Linked DNA regions of Homo sapiens: all the other regions are linked to region 1. A link is an interaction called in ENCODE POLR2A ChIA-PET data of the cell type or tissue named here. Cell type or tissue: HepG2. All regions are shown on one strand. Each heading gives the region's core, and the rest is flanking DNA. Links, peaks and the distances in the headings are about the cores only.

What was found. Peaks named below come from ENCODE experiments on the same cell type or tissue, not always from the same donor. Only the 100,000 strongest peaks of a DNase experiment are listed, where the experiment ranks them.
Region 2: POLR2A ChIA-PET joins it to region 1 with 7 read pairs; 3 of 35 experiments call an interaction of 5 or more read pairs at or near these places.
Region 3: POLR2A ChIA-PET joins it to region 1 with 7 read pairs; 3 of 35 experiments call an interaction of 5 or more read pairs at or near these places.

What each region holds. Positions count from the first base shown.
Region 1 is chr12:93,012,191-93,019,898 of GRCh38, forward strand. It overlaps LINC02413 (long intergenic non-protein coding RNA 2413), which reads left to right. Exons shown (of 4, transcript XR_945212.3): 4 at 7,221-7,417. The region is part of intron 3 of LOC643339 (a long non-coding RNA gene); the gene reads right to left. Among named protein-coding and RNA genes, the nearest start is that of LINC02413, 25 kb to the left of the region's middle. In HepG2, for the core only: a CTCF peak has its summit at 4,927; DNase peaks (open chromatin) are centred at 3,991 and 4,951.
Region 2 is chr12:92,951,157-92,958,864 of GRCh38, forward strand. It overlaps the pseudogene RNU6-1329P. Among named protein-coding and RNA genes, the nearest start is that of EEA1, 26 kb to the left of the region's middle. In HepG2, for the core only: a CTCF peak has its summit at 2,746 (motif pointing right); a DNase peak (open chromatin) is centred at 5,905.
Region 3 is chr12:92,795,201-92,802,908 of GRCh38, forward strand. It overlaps EEA1 (early endosome antigen 1), which reads right to left. Exons shown (of 29, transcript NM_003566.4): 19 at 7,204-7,534; 20 at 6,400-6,501; 21 at 3,692-3,886. Among named protein-coding and RNA genes, the nearest start is that of PLEKHG7, 96 kb to the left of the region's middle. In HepG2, for the core only: no CTCF peak of the experiment used is centred there; no DNase peak of the experiment used is centred there.

The sequences.
Region 1 (7,708 bases), core at 1,394-6,393:
TCAGGGGCAGCAGAGGTGGAAGAAAATCTGAGTTTAAGTAGACTCACACAGTTCAAACCCATATTGTTTAAGAGTTAACTGTACTTGATTTCATAATGTTTTCTAATGTTTTTCTCATGTTCAGATGGGGGTTGTGGGGAGGAAGACCACACAGATAAAGTGCAGTCAAGAATTCTTGATAGAATTTGGGAGGCCGAGGCGGGTGGATCACGAGGTCAGGAGATTGAGACCATCCTGGCAAACACAGTGAAACACCGTCTCTACTAAAAATACAAAAAATTAGCCAGATGCAGTGGTGGGAGCCTGTAGTCCCAGCTACTCAGGAGGCTGAGACAGGGGAATGGCATGAACCTGGGAGGCGGAGGTTGCAATGAGCGGAGATCGCTCCACTGTACTCCAGCCTGGGCGACAGAGCGAGACTCCATCTCAAAAAGAAATAAAAAATAAAAAAGAATTCTTGATAGAATTCTCATCATATTCTATCAAGGTTACATAGTATCAATAGAACATCACTATTGATATCAACCTTGCTCAACTGGTTGAAATAGTGTTTGTCACATTTCTTCATTGTGAAGTTACTTTTCCCTCTTTCCACACTACTCTTCAGAAGGAAGTCACTTAAAGAATGGGAAGCTATGTTCCACCTCCTTCAGGGTACAGTACCCTCATAAATTGTTTGAAATTCATTTACATGGAAGATTTGTCTATTCTCCTCCATCTATTTATTTATTTGACAATTTATTTATATCAATATGTTGTCATTAGTTTTCATTTCAACTGTTCTAATATGTGTATAGTAATGGTCTTAATTTGCATTTCCCTTAATGGCTAGTGATATTGAACATATCTTCAAATGCTTGTTTGCCATCTTTGTATCCTCTCTGGTGAACTCTCTGGATGTCTTTTGCCAACTTTCAACTAGATTCTTTTTAATGTTGAGGTTCAGAGTTCTTTATATATTCCAGATACTAGTCCTTTGTCAGATGTGTGATTTGCAAATATTTCTCCCAGTCTTTAGCTTGTCTTTTTATCTTCAACAGGGTCTTTTGCAGAGTAAAACTTTTAAATTTTTGATAAAGTCCAATTTATTATTTTTCTAACGGTTTGTGCTTTTGGTATCACATTCAAGAACACTTTACCAAGCCCAAGGTCCCAAAGACTCTTCTATGTTATCTTCCAAAAGCTTCATAGTTTTGCATTTTACATTTACCTCTATAATTCATAATCAGTTAATTTTTGTATAAGGTATGAGATTTAGATGAAGATTTATTTTTGTCTATGAATATCTAATGAGCCAAGAATAATTTTAAGGAAGTGATATCAATGGAAATGAACTCTAAACCAGATGGGAAGAAAATGAAGATGGGGCCAGGTGTAATGGCTCATGCTTGTAATCCTAGCACTTTGGGAGGCCAAGTCGGGGGGATCCCTCAAGCCCAGAAGTTCAAGACCAACCTGGGCATCAAAGTGAGACCCCATCTATACAAAACAAAAAATTAGCCTAGTGTGATGGTGCAGAGTACTGTGGTCCCAGCTACTCTGGAGGCTGAGGTGGGAGGATCCGAGGCAGAGGCTGCAGTGAGCTGTGATCATGCCACCACATTCCAGCCTAGGCAACAGAGGGAGACCCTGCCTCCAAAAAATAAATAATAAGTAAAGATAGAAGGCTAACAGATAATTCTTAAGTGTCAGAGTCCATGCTTAAGGTAAAATAAATGTAGCTACGGGCTGGGCTTGGTGGCTCATGCCTGTAATCCCAGCACTTTGGGAGGCCAAGGTGGGTGGATCACCTGAGGTCAGGAGTTCGAGACCAGCCTGGCCAACATGGGAAAACCCCATCTCTACTGAAAATACAAAAACTAGCCAGGCATGGTGGTGCGCACCTGTAATCCCAGCTACTAAGGAGGCTGAGGCAGGAGAATCGCTTGAACCAGGGAGGCGGAGGTTGCAGTGAGCCGAGATTGCACCACTGCACTCCAGCCTGGGTGACAGAGCGAGACTCCATCTCAAAAAAAAAAAAAAAAAAAAAAGTAACTACAAAGCCAGTCAGCCAAAGACTAAGAAATAGATAGTAGTTGGAAATTTCAGAAAGAAAGCAGGTACTGGTGGTGTAAATAAAAAGCCCAGTAGTGGCCAAGGGGGTGACTGGCTGAGATGAGGTGGAGTGGGGTAAAGAAGTTAAGGAACTGAGATATCAGGGTGTAGAGAGGCAGCCTGTGAAAGCTGAGGTCAGAGAATGATGCAGGAGTGGGTGGAGAGAAAGCACATTGGTCAGGGGCTCAAGTGTTTTTGAATGAGCAGGAATGAGCGGAGGTCAAGGAGATGACTGGTCCAAGATGGGGGGAAAGGAGCAAGAGGAGACAGTGTCAGGAGGGAGGGAGAGAAATGCTTTGCAGTCAACAGTGAGGAGCCAGGGGGATGCTTTTTCTACTTCTTGGCCTTAGGGTGCAAGGGGGATGAGAAAGAAAAAACAAAACAAAACAAAAAACTATCCTGTCCTTGAAGAGGCAGTGGGGAAGGAAATGGCCTCAGAAGTCTTCCAATGTCCGTTAGAGCAAACAGGTGAAAGGAATATTTGGAGAAAATGCTGCATGAGATGATCCCAGGACAAGAGGCAGGAGGGCAGTTTCAGGAACTCAGAAATACCAGGAATAGGAAGAAGGCTTTGAGTCACACTGGAGAGCAGAGCCCAAGTGACAGAGCTGCCCTTGGTTATCATGAAATTCTGAGGGATACGTCGTTGTTAGACTGGGCCTGAAAGTCAAGAGTGGAAGTTCTAAGAGTCCTCAGAGAAAAAGAGGGTGAGCTGATGTTCAGGCCTCTAACTGAGATAATTATGTGAAAGCACTTTGCTTATTTATTTATTTGTTTATTTGTTTTGAGACAGGGTCTCGCTCTGTTGCCCAGGCTGGATTGCAGTGGCATGATCTCGGCTCACTGCAGCCTCCGGCTCCCCAGTTCCAGTGATTATCCTGCCTCAGCCTCCCAAGCAGCTGGGATTACAGGCATGCGCCACCACACAGCTAATTTTTTGTATTTTTAGTAGAGATTGGGTTTCACTACGTTGGCCAGGCTGGCCTCAAACTCCTGACCTCAGGCGATCTGCCTATCTCAACCTCCCAAAGTGCTAGGATTATAGGCCTGAGCCACTCCACTGCCTAAGCACTTCATTTATAAAGCTGTGTCTTAAAAAGCTGGAAATCACTAGCTATTGTTAGGTGGTGAAAGGCATTACACAAAGCAAATTAATATGTTTGATACTTGTTGTCCAGAAATTATATATTTATGATTATATCTACACACACGATAATATTAAAAAATATCCATTGTTGCTGGGAGCAGTGGCTCACTGCTATAGTCCCAGCTATTCTGGAGGCTGAGGATGGAGAATTGCTTGAGTCCCGGAGTTGGAGGTTACAGTGAGCTATGATCATGTCACTGCACTCCAGTTGGGGTGACAGAACAAGACCCTGTCTCTAAAAAATAAAAATAAAAAAATCCATTGGCCTAGACATAACAATTTCATGGTTAGTTATATAGACAAATATATAAATACACACATACACGTTAGCCAAAAATGGTAAGTTCAAGCAGCTGTAAAATAAAATGCAATCGGACATTTTACAGCTTGTATTTTAAGGTCCTGGCTCAGTTCAATCTGTCTTCTCACTGGTTCCTGCTTCTCTCTTCTTTGTTCTACTTCTATTTCTCACCATGTTTTGACAGGTGAGGTTGTTCATGCAAAGGGATCCAACAAAAATACAGGAATGCCACCTTTGCCTCCTCAACCAGGACAGAGCAACCCTCCCTTTCCTCCTTGCAACAAAGCAGGCAAAACACACATTCTCCTACCGCCCCACCATGAAGCTGAGGCACGAATGGCAGTGATGCTATTGTTTTGCTTGCAGGGAGGGAATTTTCATGCAATCAATAAGTCACCTGCCCTCTTTGCCCAGGATCAGCTCTCCACCCAAACCCCTGTGAGCTTCAGTGGTAGAATACTTCAAGCTTCAGCCAGCACAAACATGTCACAGCAAGAGGGACAGCGATTGTATTTGCACACACAATTTGTTTAAGTACAGGCTTTATTTGATCCTTAAAAAAAAAGAACAGCTTTGGTATTACATTACAACCAAAGGAATTTAGCCTTTAACCTGCAGTTTCCCTATTCTCAGTGATATAAAACCTTTTTCTGATAAGAGGTGAGGCCCAGTGAAATTTTATTCTTTTCCCTCTTTCCCGGAGGTGAGGTAATGAACTAACAACTTAATTAGACCCTGTTTTATACCAACTAAAATAATAGAAGGGAGTCTTTGGTAACATGGCAAAAAAAAAAAAAAACAAAAAAAAAACCCCAGGAACATCAGGCATCATAATACAGAGAATATATGATTAGAATTAATCAGGATATGGAAAGATATGTTTATCCTGTAGATACTTCACCCTGAAGCCATACCATTTTTATTTCCCCTCCATTGGGCATAATGGAAGGGACTTGAACCCTCTGCAATGGACTGAATATGCATTCCCCTGAAATTCATATGTTGGAGTTCTAATTCCCAAGGTGATGATATTAGGAATGGGGCCTCTGGGAGGTCGTTAGAGTTAGATGAAGTCCGGAGGGTGGAACCTTCATCATGGGATTAGTGCCCCATATAACAGGCCTCAGAGAGATCCCCTGCTTCTTCTAGCATGTGAGGTTACAGTGAGAAAACGACTGGCTATGAGGAAGCAGGCCCTCACCAGACACTAAATCTGTCAATACCTTAATTTTGGACTTCCCAGCCTCCAGAACTGTGAGAAATAAATTTCTGTGTTTATAATCTACCCAGTCTATGGCATTTTGTGATAACAGCCTGAAGGGACTATGACATTATTCCCCACTGCCCAGCTCCACTGAGAGCTTGAGAGCTAGGACTCTAGAGGACACCCGAGAGAGAGAGGCTGGCTGGAGAACAAAGGGAGATAGGCTTTTTTTTTTTTTTTTTTTTTTTTTTAACAAAGGCCTTCTTGTTGCTCACAAAGGAGGAGGATTCTCATAGACTAATTTCCACCAATGGAAAAAAATAAGAGCAGCTTTGCCCCATCCTCTGAACCCAGTGTCTCTCCAATCATCACACAGCAAGGTTTTTTGTTTTTGTTTTTGTTTTTCAGGTAATGGTCTGTGTATTTGTTTTCTATGCTGTGTGACAAACTACCACACGCTTAACAGCTTAAAGCAACACATGCTTATTATCTCACATGCTCTTTGAGTCAGGAGCCTGAACACAGCTCTGCTGGGTTCTGTCCTTAGGGTCTCACCTGGTGGCAATCAAGGTGTTGGTCAAGGTTGGGTTCTCATCAGAGGCTTGACCAGGTAAAGATCTCTGTGCATACTCCCTCAGGTTGTTGAATTTATTTCTTTGCCATTGTAGGGTTCATGGCAACTCAATTCTTCAAAGTCAGCAACAGAGAGAGAAAGAGAGAGAGAGAGAGAGACTCTACCTGGGTCTACTAAGAAAACAGAGTTCTACATGAACAAACATGATCTTGGGAATGACACCCCATTACCTTTGCCATATTCCACTGGTTACAGGCAAGTCACAGGTCCTGCCTACACTCAAGAGGGCAGAAACTTCAGGAGATAGAGATCCTGGGTACCACCATAAAGTCCATCTGTGTCTCTCTAGTCTAGAAATTTAAGGGTATAGCCAAGGAGTTCTAGAAGCAACATTTGTAGAAGAATCATAAAACGAGGGTAGATATTTTAAGTCTACACACATATTCACACACCCTAACCTACAAATAAAATAAAGGTAGGAGTTTTTCTTGGTGGTCAATGGCATGAGATATTGTAGTCATGCAGTGTGGCTTTGCATCTCTGATCTATAATTTATTGGTTGCTTAACTTTACTAAGCCTCAGTTCCCATCTTTAAAATGGGAATCATGGTACTTATCTTTGAAGCTGTTATGAAAATTAAATTAGATAAAGTAGACAAAACACTTAGCACAATGTCTGGCATAAAAGTGCTCAAAAAATGATTGCTATTGTATCCGGGTAAGATCCTGAGGTGCCTCAAACAAAGTAGAATTTTATTTTTTTAGTTTTATATACTTAATTAACTAACTAATTTTTGGAGACAAGATCTCCAAAAGTCACTCAAGCTGGAGAGCAGTAGTGCGATTATGGCTCACTGCAGCCTGTAGCTCCTGGGCTCAAGCTATCTTCCCACCTCAGCCTCCTGCATAGCTGAGACTACAGGCATGTACCACCATGCTAACTTTTTTTTTTTTAGTAGAGCTGGGGTCTCAATATGTTGCCCAGGCTGGTCTCAAACTCCTCGGCTCAACCCATACTCTCACCTTGGCCTCCCAAAGTGCTGAGATTACAGGGGTGAGTTACTGCACCCAGCCCAAGGTATGATGTTCTCTAGACACAGATAACTTAATCTTCAAGGTTGGGTTCCTTCTGAGATCTAAGAGGTTTGACACCATTTTGGCTCCATGCTTCCCTCAAAACCATGGTCTTTTTAACCTCCTGAGTGGCTCTACCAGGATCTCAGCCTACCTTTTCCTGTATCTTCATCAATGGAACCGGTAAACTTTTGCAATGCTGAGTTCAAAGTCCCTGCAGACCTTCACACTTCATAACTGGAATGCCCTGGAGGAGGCTGGCCTCTTTCCTACCCACCTATGCCTCCACCCATCCTGTCCTTAGGCAGACACCTACGGGTCCTAGCTGACTGTCTTAGCACAAGCTTCCTATATGCTAGACCTGCTTAGACCTTGGAACCTGGCTCCTGAGATGGATTCACTCAATTATTCACTCACTAAACACCTAGGTGACACTTACCAAGTGCCAGACACAGAGCTAGTTTGAAAGAGAGAGAAGAGTGATGAAGACAGAACCCTCTCTTCAAGCAGGCCATTGGCCAATGGAGAGGCAGACACACACCAACAGAGTAAAGCCAACACTTGACTTTGGACAGGAATATATCGGACATCTTACACCAATCCCTCAGCCTGTGAAAATGCAATGATCAGCCGGGCCCCTTGCTTTCTCCCATGTCTCAGTTCCATCAAGATTCATGCTTTCTGTACGGTCTCACACCACTTGTGCATTTCCAACTTCTACTACAGTTTTATGCCTCACGTGATAAGCAGTTTTTGTGCTAGCTGTTTAGTAAATGTTTAGTACTTACTAAAACATTTCATACACCATGTTTTCCTTTCTCCGCAGAACGTGTGTGATGGACTTATGGACTCATTCACTGCATCGATCTTGGGCACTGCCCAGCTTCATGTTCCACTCTCCCGTTTATCCCAAATTGCTGAGGATTTCCTAAGAACCATCACTTTCCAGAGCTCATTATTTTCTGTTATTTGCCTCAGCAGCACAAGCTGTTTTCACAAAGAAATAAAGGGTCTTCTATTCCAGAAGAGTTCTTCTATGCATGTAGGTGAGCAGACAGTGCAGAGCCATGCTGAGGTGTGTGTGCCTTGCTGTCACTGTCTCTCCTCCGGGAGGAACACTAGGCTCCTGTACACCAGGCTTCCCACAGCCCAGGAGGAACACATCCACGCCTTGCCAGTCATTTGCATCTTAGTAAGACTAAAACTAATAAAACTAACAATAAAACTTAAAATAGATTGAAGGATTACAGTATGCCAAGCATATATGTATTGTGTTATTTGGCCCTCACAGTCACCTTTTGAGCTAGGCACCAG
Region 2 (7,708 bases), core at 1,053-6,052, 61 kb before region 1:
ACAGAATCTCTGTCGCCTAGGCTGGAATGCAGTGGTGCAATCTCAGCTTGCTGCAATTTCCGCCTGCTAGGTTCAAGAGATTCTCCTGCCTCAGCCTCTCAAGTAGCTGGGATTACAGGCATGTGTCACCACACTGCCTAAGTTTTGTATTTTTAGTAGAGACGGGGCTTCACCATGTTGGCCAAGCTGATCTTGAACTCCTGACCTCAAATGATTTGCCCACCTCAGCCTCTCAAAGTGTTGGGATTACAGATGTGAGTCACCATGCCCTGCTTCATTAAATCTTTATTGCAACAAGAGGAATTATTATTATTATTATTATTTGAGACACAGTTTTACTCTGTCACCCAGGCTGGAGTGCAGTGGCACCATCTGGCTCACTGCAACCTCTGCTCCCGGGTTCAAGTCATTCTCCTGCTTCAGCCTCCCGGGTAGCTGGGATTACAGGCATGCACCACCATGCCCAGCTAATTTTGTATTTTTAGTAGAAATGGGGTTTCACCATGTTGGCCAGTCTGCTCTCAAACTCCTGATCTGAAGCGATCTGCCCACCTCGGCCTCCCAAAGTGCTGGGATTACAGGCATGAGCGACCATGCCCGGCCAAGAGGAATCATAATTCTTATTTGGCAATAGGGAAAATGGAGGTTGTAAGGGTTAAGTGACTTTCCTAAGTCATATAGCTGATAAAAGATGTAGCCAGTATTCAAAACTGAGGTTAACTTCATTATGCCATATTACATTCACACCTTAAAAAAATAAAATCAAGGTATCTGATATCTAGACAGAGTCTTACTCTCTTGCCCAGGCTGGAGTACAGTGCTGTGATCATGGCTCTCTGCAGCCTCACCCTCCTGGGCTCAAGAAATCCTGCCACCTCAACCTCCCAAGTAGTTGGGACTACAGGCATGTGCCACCACACCTGTCTAATTTTTGTATTTTTTGTAGAGATGGGGTTTCACCATGTTGCCCGGGCTGGTCTTGAAACTCTTGAGTTCCAGCAATCTGTCCACCTCAGCCTCCCAAATTTCTGGGATTACAGGCATGAGCCATGGTTCCTGGCCTTTAAACCTTTCATTATGGAAAATTTCACATGTGAAAATAGAAAGAAAAATGTAACAAAGCCATATGTACCTATTGCCCAGCTTCAATAATTATTTACACCCTGCCATTCTTTTTTTATGAATCTTCCCTTACCCCCTAAATTCTCACAATTTTTTCTTTTATCATGGAGTATTTTAAAACAAATCCCAGTCATCAAATTTCTCTACGTGTAAATATTTCAGTATGCTTCCCTAATGCCTAAGAACTTGAAAAAAGAAACATAACAATAACATTGTCATGCCTCCAAAGAATCATATTTAACATCCAGTCCAAGTTTAACTTTTCTTGATTGTCTCAAGAGTATTTTTATGGCTGTTCAAATAAAAATTCAAACACAGTGCAGACATTACATATTTTACATATTCTCTTAAGTCCGTTTTTTGCTTGCGTCAGCAGCACATATACCAAAATTGGAACGATACAGAGAAGATTAGCATGGCCCCTGCTCAAGGATGACATGCAAATTCGTGAAGCGTTCCAAAATAAATAAATTCATTAATTAAAATTAAAAAAAATTTTTTTTAGTCTACGCTTGGTGGCTCACGCCAGTAATCCCAGCACTTTGGGAGGCCGAGGTGGGCAGATCACAAGGTCAGGAGATTGAGACCAGCCTGGTTCACACGGTGAAACCCCATCTCTACTAAAAAAAAAAAGTACAAAAAATTAGCCGGGTGTGGCGGCGTGTGCTTGAAGTTCCAGCTACTCGGGAGGCTGAGGCAGGAGAATAGCGTGAACCCGGGAGGCGGAGCTTGTAGTTAGCTGAGATCGCACCACTGCACTCCAGACTGGGCGACAGAGCGAGACTCTGTCTCAAAAAAAAAACAAACTTTTTTTAAAGTCTCTTTTAATGTATGACAGTTCCCCTTCCCTTGTGTTTCCTCGCTTTTCTAATGCTTTTAACTCTGGGATCATGAATTAACTTTGTAACCTGCTATGTGTTCATTGAAGAAGTAAGGCTGTTTGTCCTGTTGAATTTCTTACATTCAGAATTGGGCTGACAGTTTTCTCCTGGTGTCATTAATGGGTTTTTCCATCACCTATACTTCCAGTAAGCTGGTAGTTTGTTGAAGAGGCTAGTCTAAATTCAGGTTCAAGTTTTTTTTTTAATTTGTTTTTATTTTTTCTTTGTGGGTTTTATATATATATGCAAGGTTAGACCATAGGTGGTACAGTAGCTTACTTTTAAAATAAACTGTGTAACTAATTTATTGAATGTGCTGAATTGGTTATTATAATCAGTAAACTACTTTTTCTTATCTACTGCTACCTTCAAGCAAGCAGATCTCCCTTCTTTGCCCCAGATGACATTTCAGGGAGATCTCTTAGCTTTGGGGCCATTCTCAGATGTGAGAAGAGTCTCATTTTCAGCTATGGAAAATTCTAGTTCAGTCTATATTAAACTTTAATTTCTCATCCAATTTAAATCTCCTGTCCTCTCTTCTCATCCCTATTCCTCCCCTGTCTTCTATGACAGCTGACAGGCAGGACCAGCATTGAGGAAATGGTACATGATCTGTCCTTTTACTCCATCTGGTGAACAGTCTCCACAGTGTCCCCGTGGTTCATGGATAACCTTATGCATTCTTGCCCAGTCAAACAATGGTGGTGTAATTGCTGCCACAGCAACCCTGTGTACTTGCCCTGTCACTAGAGGTCACTCTAGTTCCTCTATACCCCCTCAAACTCCAGGAGACCTGATGCAGGATTTTTGCTCCTTAGCTCAGCTAAGTCTGGGTTCTTGTCTCACGACCAGGAAGAATTAGGCACACAAACATCAAACAGTGAGTGGAGTAGAATTTATTAAGTGAAAGGAAAGCTTTCAGCAAAAAGAGGGGACACGGCAGGAGGTGGGGGTAGTTCTCCTACCCGAAGACAGGAAAGTTCCCCGATATGGCTGAGCCTGGGGCTTTTTATGGGCTCAGAATAGGGAGTGTGTGCTGATTGGTTTGTGAGTATCCAAAAATGGTCATAGCAAAGACACCACTCAAAGGTGGGCACAACAGTGTAGAAAACCAATTAGGAAAAGGTAGGTATATGTAAAATAGGTGAAGAGTGGGGATCAATCAAAGGAAAGTGCACCAAACAGGAAGGTGGGTTCTCAATCCCATCTGAGTATTTACCCAGGACAGTTTCTGTCTTGAAGGTTGGGTTTCACCAGGGACCTGCCCCTATCTGCCTAGGCATTTGCCTGCCTCCTGCCTCTATCAGACCCTTGTCAGGTTCTCCCCAAAACTTAATTGCCTTTCAGTCCTGTAGTAGCACTGGGCAGGCCTACACACTCCTCCAGCCCAGCAGGCATCTGGCCAAGGAGTAAAAGTCCCTCACCTGTTTCTGGCTAGCCCCTCGATTCTCTAAGGGGTGCTCTTACTGTCCCCCTTCACTTGGCTCCATCCCATGTGGAACAGGGAATAAATGCCAGTGTGTTCTCTCTTTTTGTGAAGTCCCCCCAAAGATGCACCTGTCTTAATGAAACACCAGCCTTCTCCGCTATAGGATTTTGGGAGTGACAATTCCTGGACGAGAAAGAATGACTGTGTCATAGTAAGGCCTGTGCACATGTGTGCAGATACCCTTTTCAAAATGGGGGCTACTTCCCACCCATTGTCAGCACCACTGAGGATTATCCTAAAAATAAACAGGAAAGTCCTAATCTATATTCAGACAAGTTTGTTAAGATTTACCCCTTGACTTCATTTTATAAAGTAGCTTAGCTAAACATACAGAATTTTCTAGTTTATTTTAAAATGAATGACTTAAAGAAACTATAATTTTTTTTTTTTTTTTGAGACAGGGTCTTGTTCTGTCACCCAGGCTGGAGTGCAGTGGCATGATCACTGCTCACTGAAGCCTCAACCTCCCAGGCTCAAGAAATCCTCCCACCTCAGTCTTCCAAGGAGCTGGACTACAGATGGACACCACCATGCCCAGCTAATTTTTGTATTTTTACTAGAGATGGAGATTTCACCATGTTGCCCAGGCTGGTCTCGAACTCCTGAGCTCAAGTGATCCTCCTGCCTCAGCCTCCCAAAGTGCTGGGATTATAGTTGTGAGCCACTGCACCCAGCCAAGAGAAACTCAAATATAAATGATACCCTTCAGGACATGTTTTCATGTGTCATTGGGATGTTAATAAACATCATATACAAGAGCTAACAAATTCTTATCTTTTGTCCGTATTTTAGAAGACCTGGGCGGCCTACCAAATATTAACAACAACAAAAGCAACAAAAGAAAATAATTTCTGGCAGAGCGTGGTGGCTCATGCCTGTAATCCCAGCACTTTGGGAGGCCGAGGCAGGCAGATCACCTGAGGTCGAGAGTTTGAGACCAGCCTGACCAACATGAAGGAACTCCATCTCTACTAAAAATACAAAATTAGCTGGGCGTGGTGGCATGCACCTGTAATCCCAGCTACTCGAGAGGCTAAGGCAGGAGAATCACTTGAACCTGGGAGACATAGGTTGCAGGGAGTCATGATTGTGCCATTGCACTCCAGCCTGGGCAACAAGAGTGAAACTCCATCTCAAAAAAAGAAAAAGAAAAAGAAAAAAAAATCATTTCTAAAAACAGCAGAAGACATGGAAGCAGGTCCACAGTGATAGATCAGCTATGTTAAACATACTCAGTCTTGTTTTCTATTTTAGCCTTTGTACATAGAAATATTTACTTGTTTGATTCACATCTTTGTTAGACACAACCTATACCATTTTAATTGATGTGTTAAGGTCTATGTGTATTTTTTTAATTAATGGGTTTAATTACAATTGCTGTGTAGATAATTGCTTATTCAATCCTGAAGTAGAACTGGAATTAGGAAATGAAAAGAGGGTCCACTGACTCACTACAGTCAGCTGAGCACACTCTTATTTTGCTCTCAGAGTAGAGGTGAACAATAATCTAATCAAGAACTGCATGGTGGTGAGTCAGTATTCAAAGATGAATGGGCCAAAATAAGAGTTTAAAAACATGTGAGACGTGTGGATGGATATTACAATAGGTCAATTGCATCACATTAAACTTATTCTGGACATGGCTGGTTAAGTATGCTTGAATCTAAGTATTATATCTTCCAAATGTGTGCACTTAGAAAAGCTTCAGGCTCATAAAAGGATGAATGTTTGTGGAAGAAAGGAAGGAGGAATAAAAGAGGAAAAGGGGGGAAAGGAAAGGAGGGAGAAAGAAAGGGAGAGAGGGAGGAAAAGCAAAATGGTTTTCACTACTTCATTTCAACCACTGAGTGAGTATAAATTGCTAATGATTTTTTCATGGTGTGGTTAAAATGTTGATTTTAGGCCTAGTCACATAAATGAAATAAAAGTAAGAGTTTAATTAAAATTATGTTATGGTAATAATCGAAAGGATGACAGCACAGCTTGTGTTTGAAAAAGGAATGTTAAGAGTTTATATGTTTTTGGGTTTTTTTTTTTTTTTTTTTCTTTTGAGACAGAGTCTTGCCCTATCACCCAGACTGGAGTGCAGTGGTGCGATCTTGGCTCACTGCAACCTCCATCTTCTGGGTTCAAGTGATTCTCCTGCCTCACCCTCCTGAGTAGCTGGGATTACAGGAACCCACCACCACGCCCAGCTAATTTTTGTATTTTTAGTAGAGATGGGGTTTCACCATGTTAGCCAGGCTGGACTCGAACTCCTGACCTCAGGCAATCTGCCTGCCTCGGCCTCCCAAAGTGCTGGGATTACAGGCGTGAGCCACCAAGCCCCGTCATGTTTTTGTTTTTAACTCTGGCATCATGAATTTACTTTGTAACATATTTAACATTCCAGAATATCAATGTCATGCCCCTCTGTGTGAAGAGAGTCCACTAACAGGCTTTGTGTGAGCAACAAGGCTGTTTATTTCACTTGGATGCAAGTGGGCTGAGTCCAAAAAGAGTCAGCAAAGGGAGATAGGGGTGGGGCAGTTTTATAGGATTTGGGTAGGTAGTGGAAAATTACAGTTAAAGGGGGTTGTTCTCTTGCAGGCAGGGGTGGGGGTCACAAGGTGCTCGGTGGAGAGCTCCGGAGACTTAATGTCCAGGAGAAGGAATGTCACAAGGCTAACTGATCAGTCAGGGTGGGGCAGGAACAAATCACAATGTCATCAGTTAAGGCAGGAACTGGCTATTTTCATTATTTTGTGGTTTTTCAGTTGCTTCAGGCCATCTGGATTTATAAGTGCAGGTCACAGGGGATATGATGGGGGCTCAGAGGCCTGACAATCAAGTCATTGCTTTGTTCTCTTGGAAACTCCATTTACCAAGTCGCTTGAATATAGTTACAAATGTATTTAAACACAAAGACATGGTAATTAATAGAAAGGAAATGTTCCATTAAGAAATACAACGTAGAATGCATGTTTAAAGCAAACTTGTAGAAATAGAATTTCAGGGCAAGACAGTACTTCAGTCATTCTCAATTCTGTGTCACATGCAGCAGAGTTAATCTTTGTGTAAGTCTTGAGTCTTGGATACAGATGCTGCAGAGAGGGTCACAGCCATGGTCTTGTGGGGCTCACATAGAGGCTGCATCCCTTGAATTGCCCTCCCCCTTCTCCCTCCATTGCATGGGAATATCGTTCAACCTGCTGTGAATTTGCCATGTGGTGCTGTCACCCTTCCTTCATTTCAGTCCCTTGAAGTAATCTACAAGGACATGGAAGGAGATGAGAAATTGCCTCATGGCCAAAGTAACCCTTCTCTTCAGGGTGTTCCTATGGTATTTTATTTTGTTTTATATTTTTTTTATTTATTTATTGTTTGTTTGTTTATTCTTTTGAGACAGTCTCACTCTGCTGCCCAGGCTGGAGTGCAATGGCATGATCTCTGCCCACTGCAACCTCCGCCTCCTGGGTTCAAGCAATTCTCCTGTCTCAGCTTCCAGAGTAGCTGGGATTACAGGTGCCTGCCACCACACCTGTCTAATTTTTGTATTTTTAATAGAGACAGGGTTTCACCATGCTGGCCAGGCTGGTCTCGAACTCCCGACCTCAGGTGATCTGCCCGCCTCAGCCTCCCAGAGTGCTGGGATTACAGGCATGAGCCACTGCACCCGGCCTATTTTATTTTTTGAGACAGAGTCTTACTCTGTCACCCAGGCTAGAGTGCAATGCATGATCTCGGCTCACTGCAACCTCTGCCTCCCGGGTTCAAGCGATTTTCCTGCCTCAGCCTCCCAAGTAGCTGGGATTACAAGTGTGTGCCACCATACTTGGCTAATTTTGTATTTTTAGTACAGATGGGGTTTCACCATGTTGGTCAAGCTGGTCTCGAACTCCCGACCTCTGGTGATCCACCCGCCTTGGCCTGCCAAACTGCTGGGATTACAGATGTGAGCCACCGTGCCTGGTCCCCTCTGGTATTTTATATGACTATATTGCACTGATCACATTGATCATTTTAATTTCTTGCCCCTAAAATATTCACTCCATATAAATTGAGTTCATATTCATTTTGGAATCCTCATTGAACAGGCTTTCTTGTATGCCCATACTGATCAAGGTCTGTGTTAGATATTACATTTAAAATTGAACAAAGTAGGTGTGGTCCTTAAATTTTGGAAGGGTTGCTGGCATCTGAGGAAGACAGTCATTATCTAAATCAACAGGAAAAA
Region 3 (7,708 bases), core at 1,053-6,052, 220 kb before region 1:
GCTCATCTCATGTTACCTTCTCCCTCAGAACCAAATTTAACCATATTGGTCATCTGTTTTTAGAAAATACCAACATCAACTCAAATCTCTTCAGCAAAGCTTCTTTGATCACCCAACCTTCAGTAGAATTATGTCCCATCACTATCTTTCATACCTCTCTGTTTAGTTTCTCTACGCACTAAAGTATAAGCTCCACAAGAACAGGTCCCATGTCTGTTTTATTCGCAGCTGTGTCGTCTTCAGCACCTAGAATTGTGCCATGGCATAAAATAAGTGCCTAGTAATATTTCTGAAACAAGTGATTGAATGACAAATAGACTGGAGGGCCCGGAACATTTATTAGGCTATATTAACAGCCTAGATAAGAGAAAAAGAAAGTCTGGACTAAGGCTGTAGCAGTGGAAAATGAGAAGGATGGATTCAAGAAAGCTAGGAGACAGAATGATAGGAATTGGTGCTAACTGCCTATCGGGGAGCAGAGAGCTGATCTCCCTATACAGTATCTGATAACATCCCATGCCATCCTCCTTTCATAGAGTTCTTCTTCCAATTCACATTGAAGAATTCCTGGATATCTTTTTCACATTGACGGTCATAATGCACTTACACATTTTCTTTTCTAAAATACTGCTTCTTTTCTTTAACATTTTTTCACAAATCTAGGTTTCTTAACTCTTTAATTATTGTTCTGACTCTTAACTAAGCTCTCTGTGAAGTCTCAATAATGGCCATAATAGCTCTTTGGGCTCATGTTTGGGCTTTCAATATTTTTCCTTTGACAAACTCATTCATTCATTTTTTTAAAATGATTAAGAGCTTATTTGCTAGAAAAGACAAAATTCTCTGTCTTTGAGGAACTCAAATCCATTAGTGAAGAAGTTAAATGAAAAAAAAAACAGATAAATGCAACAGTTTGATAACTGCTCCATTATATAATACAGTTTTCTTTTGCTTTACATTTTGCTTTCTCATTAAATTATAAGCTGCTTGAAAATAAGGGGCCATATCCTATTCACTTTATATTTCCACATTAGATTTTGAGCAAAGTTGGTGAGGGATTGTTGACTTAACAGCATGCTTTCTTGATTCTAGATCAGTAACTCCCGAATAGTCTTATGCTATATATAATGTTTTAAATCATCTTTAGATTACTTACAATACCATTAGGTAACATAGCATTAACAATATAAATGCTATGTAAATAGTTGTTTTTACTGTATTTTAAATTTTGGTATTTTTAATGCTGTAGTATTACTTTTTATTTATATATATATATGCAGAAAATGTGTAAGTGCATTATGACCTTCAATGTGGAAAACTATATATCTATAGATATCTACTTATATATATAACTCTATAGCTATAGATATAAAACTACATATCTAGACATAATGTGTGTATACATATTTTTATGTTTTATATATATATTTAAGTGTGTACACACATACATCTATACCCATTTAAACATTATCCTTGTTTTCCCTACTTCACCATGGGCCAGTGACAATGATAACTTTGTCATGGCCTATTATTACATGGTCTACCATATACACTGACATTCTCAGGTCACAGTTTGCTATACTTCCATATAATATCCAACAACTATTTTACTTCCACATTGTATGAGTCACAGTACTAGAAACTTTAAATACATTATCTCAATCTTTACAACAACTCTATGACTCCATTAAATTGAGCTCAGAAAGATGAATCATTTCTCTATGACCAGTAAGTTAATGTGTGTCCAAATTTAACAAAATTAAACAAAATTTGCATTCAGATCTGCCTGGCTTGAACATCTCTAGATTACTTACAATACCTAATACAATGTAAATGCTATGTAAATAGTTGTTTTACTGTATTTTAAATTTTGGGTGTTTTGGTTTTGTTTTGTTTTGCTTTTTTGAGATGGAGTCTCACTCTGTTGCCCAAGCTGGAGTGCAGTGGCACGATCTTGGCTCACTGCAACCTCTGCCTCTGGGGTTCAAGCGAGTCTCCTGCCTCAGCCTTCGGAGTAGCTGGGACTACAGGTGCACACCACCATGCCCAGCTAATTTTTGTATTTTTAGTAGAGACAGGATTTCACCATGTTGGCCAGGCTGGTCTCGAACTCCTGACCTTAAGTAATCTGCCTACCTCAGCCTCCCAAAGTGCTGGGATTACAGGTGTGAGCCACTGCACCCAGCCAATTTTGTATTATTTTTTAATACTGTACTGTTACTTTTTATTGCTTTTCTTCTCCCAAATATTTTCAACTCCAACTGCAGTTACAGAATCTACAGATATGGAGGGTCAACTGTACAGGCAATATATATTAATCACAAATCCAAAAGAAATATTATTATAACTCATAATTTTTAAATAAGAAAACATGCTAAAAATACTTGTGTTTTTTATTTCACTAAGTTACGATGCTATAAAAACGAAGATTTTGTAAATATTTGGATACAAGGCTAGTATATTTTGAAGAAAATGACCTCAGGATATGAAAGCATACAACAAAGTATGCACTGTGATAATTACATGTTGACTTTTGATTATATATGGTAAGAAAAACAAAAGAATAGACACATTTGTCTACTCTTGGTTGTATTATTAAAGAACTACTATTTTGTAAAGCAGCATAATAATAGCTACAAAAACAGTGGTCAACATAAAATGTGTATTTTTGATTGTTTTAATTTATATACTTTGTACTTTAGCAGTATGAAAGCCAACTCTTAATGGCATGATATATTTAGTTTATTCTACATAGGAGGGATTCTACTATCTTCTCCATAGACCAATTAACATGGACATACTAACAGTAGAGAAGGAACTCATTGTGCTCAAATATTTCATATTAAGTATAATCCATTTTTACCAACTCTTGGTCTGGACAAGTATTAAAACACTTAAGAATAAAAAATATGCTCAATAATAAATTAGAATAGATTTGGAAATGGAAACCATTACAGTGTAACTTAAAATATTAATAATTAAAACTATATGAAGCTTTACACTAGTGAATGTTTTTAAGATATCCCACTTTGTAATTTTTATTCTTAGCCCTTAATAAGAATGATTTATTTTAAATTCCTTTAAATTTTTCTAATACACGATGAATGTTGCATAAATTATTTCCTTAAGTGTTACATTATTATTATTATTATTTTTTTTTGAGACAGAGTACCTCTGTCGCCCAGGCTGAAGTGCAGCGGCATGATCTCAGCTCACTGCAACCTCTGCCTCCTGCCTCAGCTTCCTGAGTAGCTGGGATTACAGGAATGCACCACCACGCCCAGCTAATTTGTGTATTTTTAGTAGAGACGGGGTTTCACCATGTTGGCCAGGCTGGTCTTGAACTCCTGACCTCAGGTGATCTGCCTGCCTTGGAGTGCTGAGATTACAAGCGTGAGCCACTGTGCCCGGCCAGTTATATATTATTTTTAATAAGATAGTTTCATGTCTATCAAATGATTAGTACAATAATTTTAAATAACAATTATCTGACAAGAGAGTTATAGTGAATGGAAATCCAGACTCAGGTATTTGATAATATAGTCAAATGCTTTCATATATTAAACTTAGAAAAAAATTAGCTTATGTAAACTTTTCAATGTTGCAACTTATCCATCTGTATTAATCATCATACTATTTTCTTAATTGCCAAGTTTTTCTTCCTATAAAAAGTAAACAAATATATCACTACCTTCTGTAAAACAGCAATTTTAAGCTCTCCTTGGAGTGCTTCAATTTGTTTTTTCTTCTGTTCACTTGATTGCTTTAGCTCATTTATGTTCCCCTGAAGTTGTTGCTCTTCTTTTTCATTTTGTTTTAAAGTATTCTGGGCCTGTATAAGTTGTTCCTGCATTGAATTGAGTTCCAATTTCAACTGATGAGAAGCCTGAAAGAAAAAAAAAATCTATTTAGCCTTCATTTGTTCATTCAAAAGACGATGTACTGAGTAACTAGAAAAAAAAATCTATTTAGCCTTCATTTGTTCATTCAAAAGACAATTTACTGAGTAACTACTACACTCCAGGCACTACTCTAGGAAGAAATTACTGAGGCTGTTGGCTACAGATAATTAGTAAAGATACCTGCCCTCATATTGCTTTCATAACCAACACTATTCACTATTAGGTGACATGCTGGATTAATCTTTATTATTTTTTTTAACACTACCTTTCTTTTTGACTTATAATTGTATAGTTACAGCTTGTAAATGATCTACATTAGTATTCTCTTGTATTATGGAAAATAGGTATGTCAACATCAATGTCTAAATTGTTGGATGTCAACTGTCTTTCAAGAATATTCTCGGCCAGGCACGGTGGCTCACACCTGTAATCCCAGCACTTTGGGAGGCTGAGGCGGGAGGATCACGAGGTCAGGAGATCGAGACCATCCTGGCTAACACAGTGAAACCCCATCTCTACTAAAAATACAAAAAAATTAGCCGGGTGTGGTGGCAGGTGCCTGTAGTCCCAGCTACTCGGGAGGTTGAGGCAGGAGAATGGTGTGAACCCAGGAGGCAGAGCTTGCAGTGAGCCGAGATCGTGCCACTGCACTCCAGCCTGGGCAACAGAGCAAGAGACTCCATCTCAAAAAATAATAATTAAAAAAAAAAATTCTCATATGCCACTAAGCCTATTGGCCACAGTTGTCGCAAAGAATAGCTCTATAGTAACTATGATAAAAACAAAATCACTTTTGACAAAATACATTTAGTATCTGTCTGATGACATTAAATTACACTGCACAGGCCAGGTGCTCACGCCTATAATCCCAGCACTTTTGGAGGCCAACGCGGGCAGGTTACTTGAGGTCAGGAGCTCGAGACCAGCCTGGGCAACATGGTGAAGCCTGTCTCTACTAAAAATACAAAAATTAGCCAGGCGTGGTGGCAGGCACCTGTAATCCCAGCTACTTGGGAGGCTGAGGCAGGAGAATCGCTTGAACTTAGGAGGTGGAGGTTGCAGTGAGCCGAGATTGCGCCACTGCACTCCAGCTTGGCTGACAGAGCGAGACTCTGTTTAAAATAATAATAATAATACACTGTAGAATAGTTACCTCATTTAGAGATCTGGGGCATATTTTACTACTACCTTGTTTGTACAATCCACTAGGATATGTTTCTGTTCAAATTCAGACATCATACAGAAGTCACACTGAAGTTCCTCTGTCACCAAGGTAAACCACTATTATCTCCCACCCTCCAACCAAAGTCATGTTTTCATGTTCTATGCATATTTTACTAAGAACCTAGCATTACATTCAAGCATTTGACCATATCCAAAGTTACTTTTGAAAAAATGTTAGTGTTATATATAGACGTCTCAGCTTATCTCCACAATGAATAGCAAAATATTTTTATGCAAAACAGGAGTCAGAGAGTATGACAATAAGGATGATATATGATATAACCAATGATAAAATAATAACTAGCATGAGCATTTACTTTATTATAGTCAGTGTACTGAGTACTTTAAAGATATTAACCCATTTATTTCTCACAATAACTCTATCACATAGATTCATATAGACTCTATCATATAGAAACTAGAGCACAGAGATTAAGTATTTGGTCTAAAAGATGGCGAAATGGCATAGCTAATAAATGGCATAGCCAGGATATAAATTTGAACAATCTTGATTCAGAACTTGGGCATGAAGCAATTATAATTTTGCTACTTACATGGCTGGCATCTACAACACAAGTCTGCTTTCAATCAACAACTAGAATACAATCACATCAAATACTTGTCAGTACTATGTCTTGCTCCTTTATCAAATCAGATTTTCTAGAAAGTTGCATACCTAGACTCTAGCAGCTAGCAGGTATGGCTTCAGAGAGCAACAACCATATATTATACCCATGTGTTTACTCATTTGCTTGTCTGTTTTTGCTGGAAACAATAGAAGCATTAACCACAGAAAAATATTTTGGTTGTTCTACAACCATTATCAAGTATACATTAGTATGTGTATAAATGTCCATGAAATAAAGAGCCATAAAGAGTCCATGAAATAAAGGTCATTTCTATAGAAAGCCTTTTAAGATTTTTTTTTCAACCATAAAAATGGTCCTTAACCCTGTAGTTAGCTGACTCAATTTTCTACCTTTATTAATAATATTTCTTTATTTGGGTCTTTGATTATAAACTAGCTTAAGTCTTTTTAATAGTAGGCAAAATACAAATAACAATTTTAAACTATATACATGATTTGTTACATTTCAGAGAAATGAACCTATGACCTAAATATCAGTATGAAAATGCTTATTTTTCTTAAAACTATAAAAAAAAATTATCTGTGGAAATGCCCCCAAGAACAAACATGCTTTATATATTTATTTGAAAATATAAAGACCTTACTATACTTTACAGATTTTATGTTACAAAAAAAAAATCTTACCTCCTTCTCTTTTTCAAGTGACTTTTTCAGTTCCTTCTGTTCCTTAAGTGTGTTTTCCATCTGCACTTGAAGTTGATGCTTTAATTCTTTGCAAGTTTTTTCCTTAAAAAAAATGAAAACTATATTACATAAAAAATATTTGTAATAACCTTAAGAAGTTTAGTTTATAACCTTAGTAAGATACACACGAAGAAATAAACTAAAATTATGATGAGCTAAGATGAGACAGGATCATCCATTTCAATGATAAAACTAGGAAAATATTACAGAAGTAATGGAGGAGGGACAACAAAACACTAAGGGTTTTGATCATCAACCAAGTCACAATGGCATATTTTAAACATTAAAATGATATCTTAGAACACTTTAGAAATCACATTTTATGTCACACAATTCATTATAATTAACTTGCCACACTACTTTTATAGCAATGGGCTTCAAGAAAATGGAAGCAAGAAAACTTAGGAAACAATAAATTAAGAAATGATCACAATAGGAAAAGTGTACAGATAGAAAATGTTTTCTCTAAACAGAAAAGAACATAACAACACACATGAGAAAGACTAATATTCAACTGAAAATATTCTTGGCCTTTAGAAAATGGCGTGCACACAGGTGCATACACACACATTATTATCTTGGGCTTCTTCTCAGGTTAAGCAATCCCAATTAATTTCCTCATAAGAACTACTTTAAACTATTTAAATGTGGAAAGAAAAGCAAACTGTGAATTAAGCAGAAAAATCAGTACATTTTAAATAAAATAATCACTTCTACCTAAGAAAGTAAATGTAAACTACTAACCAAGTCTAATATAGCGGCTTTTCCTTTCTGATTCTCCTTTTCAAATTCACTTTTAGAGTTTTTCAAAGAATCAGAAACTTTTGATAGTTTGTCCTTTACTGTAGAAAGCTCTGTCATTAAAGCTTCTTTCTCCATTTTCACTTTTTGTAGTTCTGTTACTGTTGTTTGAATTCTGTTATTCAATTCCTCATGCTGAATCTTTGTTTCTTGACTTAAAGTTTCAAAATCTTGTTTCAGGATTTTTTTTTCTTCCTCTTGCTTGGTAAGCTTTTGCTTGATACTTTCAAGGGCTTCAGATTTTTTCTGTAGATCCAATCTTGTACTGGATACTCTAAATATTTAAAAAACAATCTTTTTAAATAACACATAATTTACCACTTCTAATTTACCATTCAAAATTAATCACAAACAATTACTGAGTTCTGAAACTTTTTTGTATAGTTCACAAGTAAAAATAATTTAATTTCATAAAATCGCACCACTGAAAAATACTTTAGAACATCTC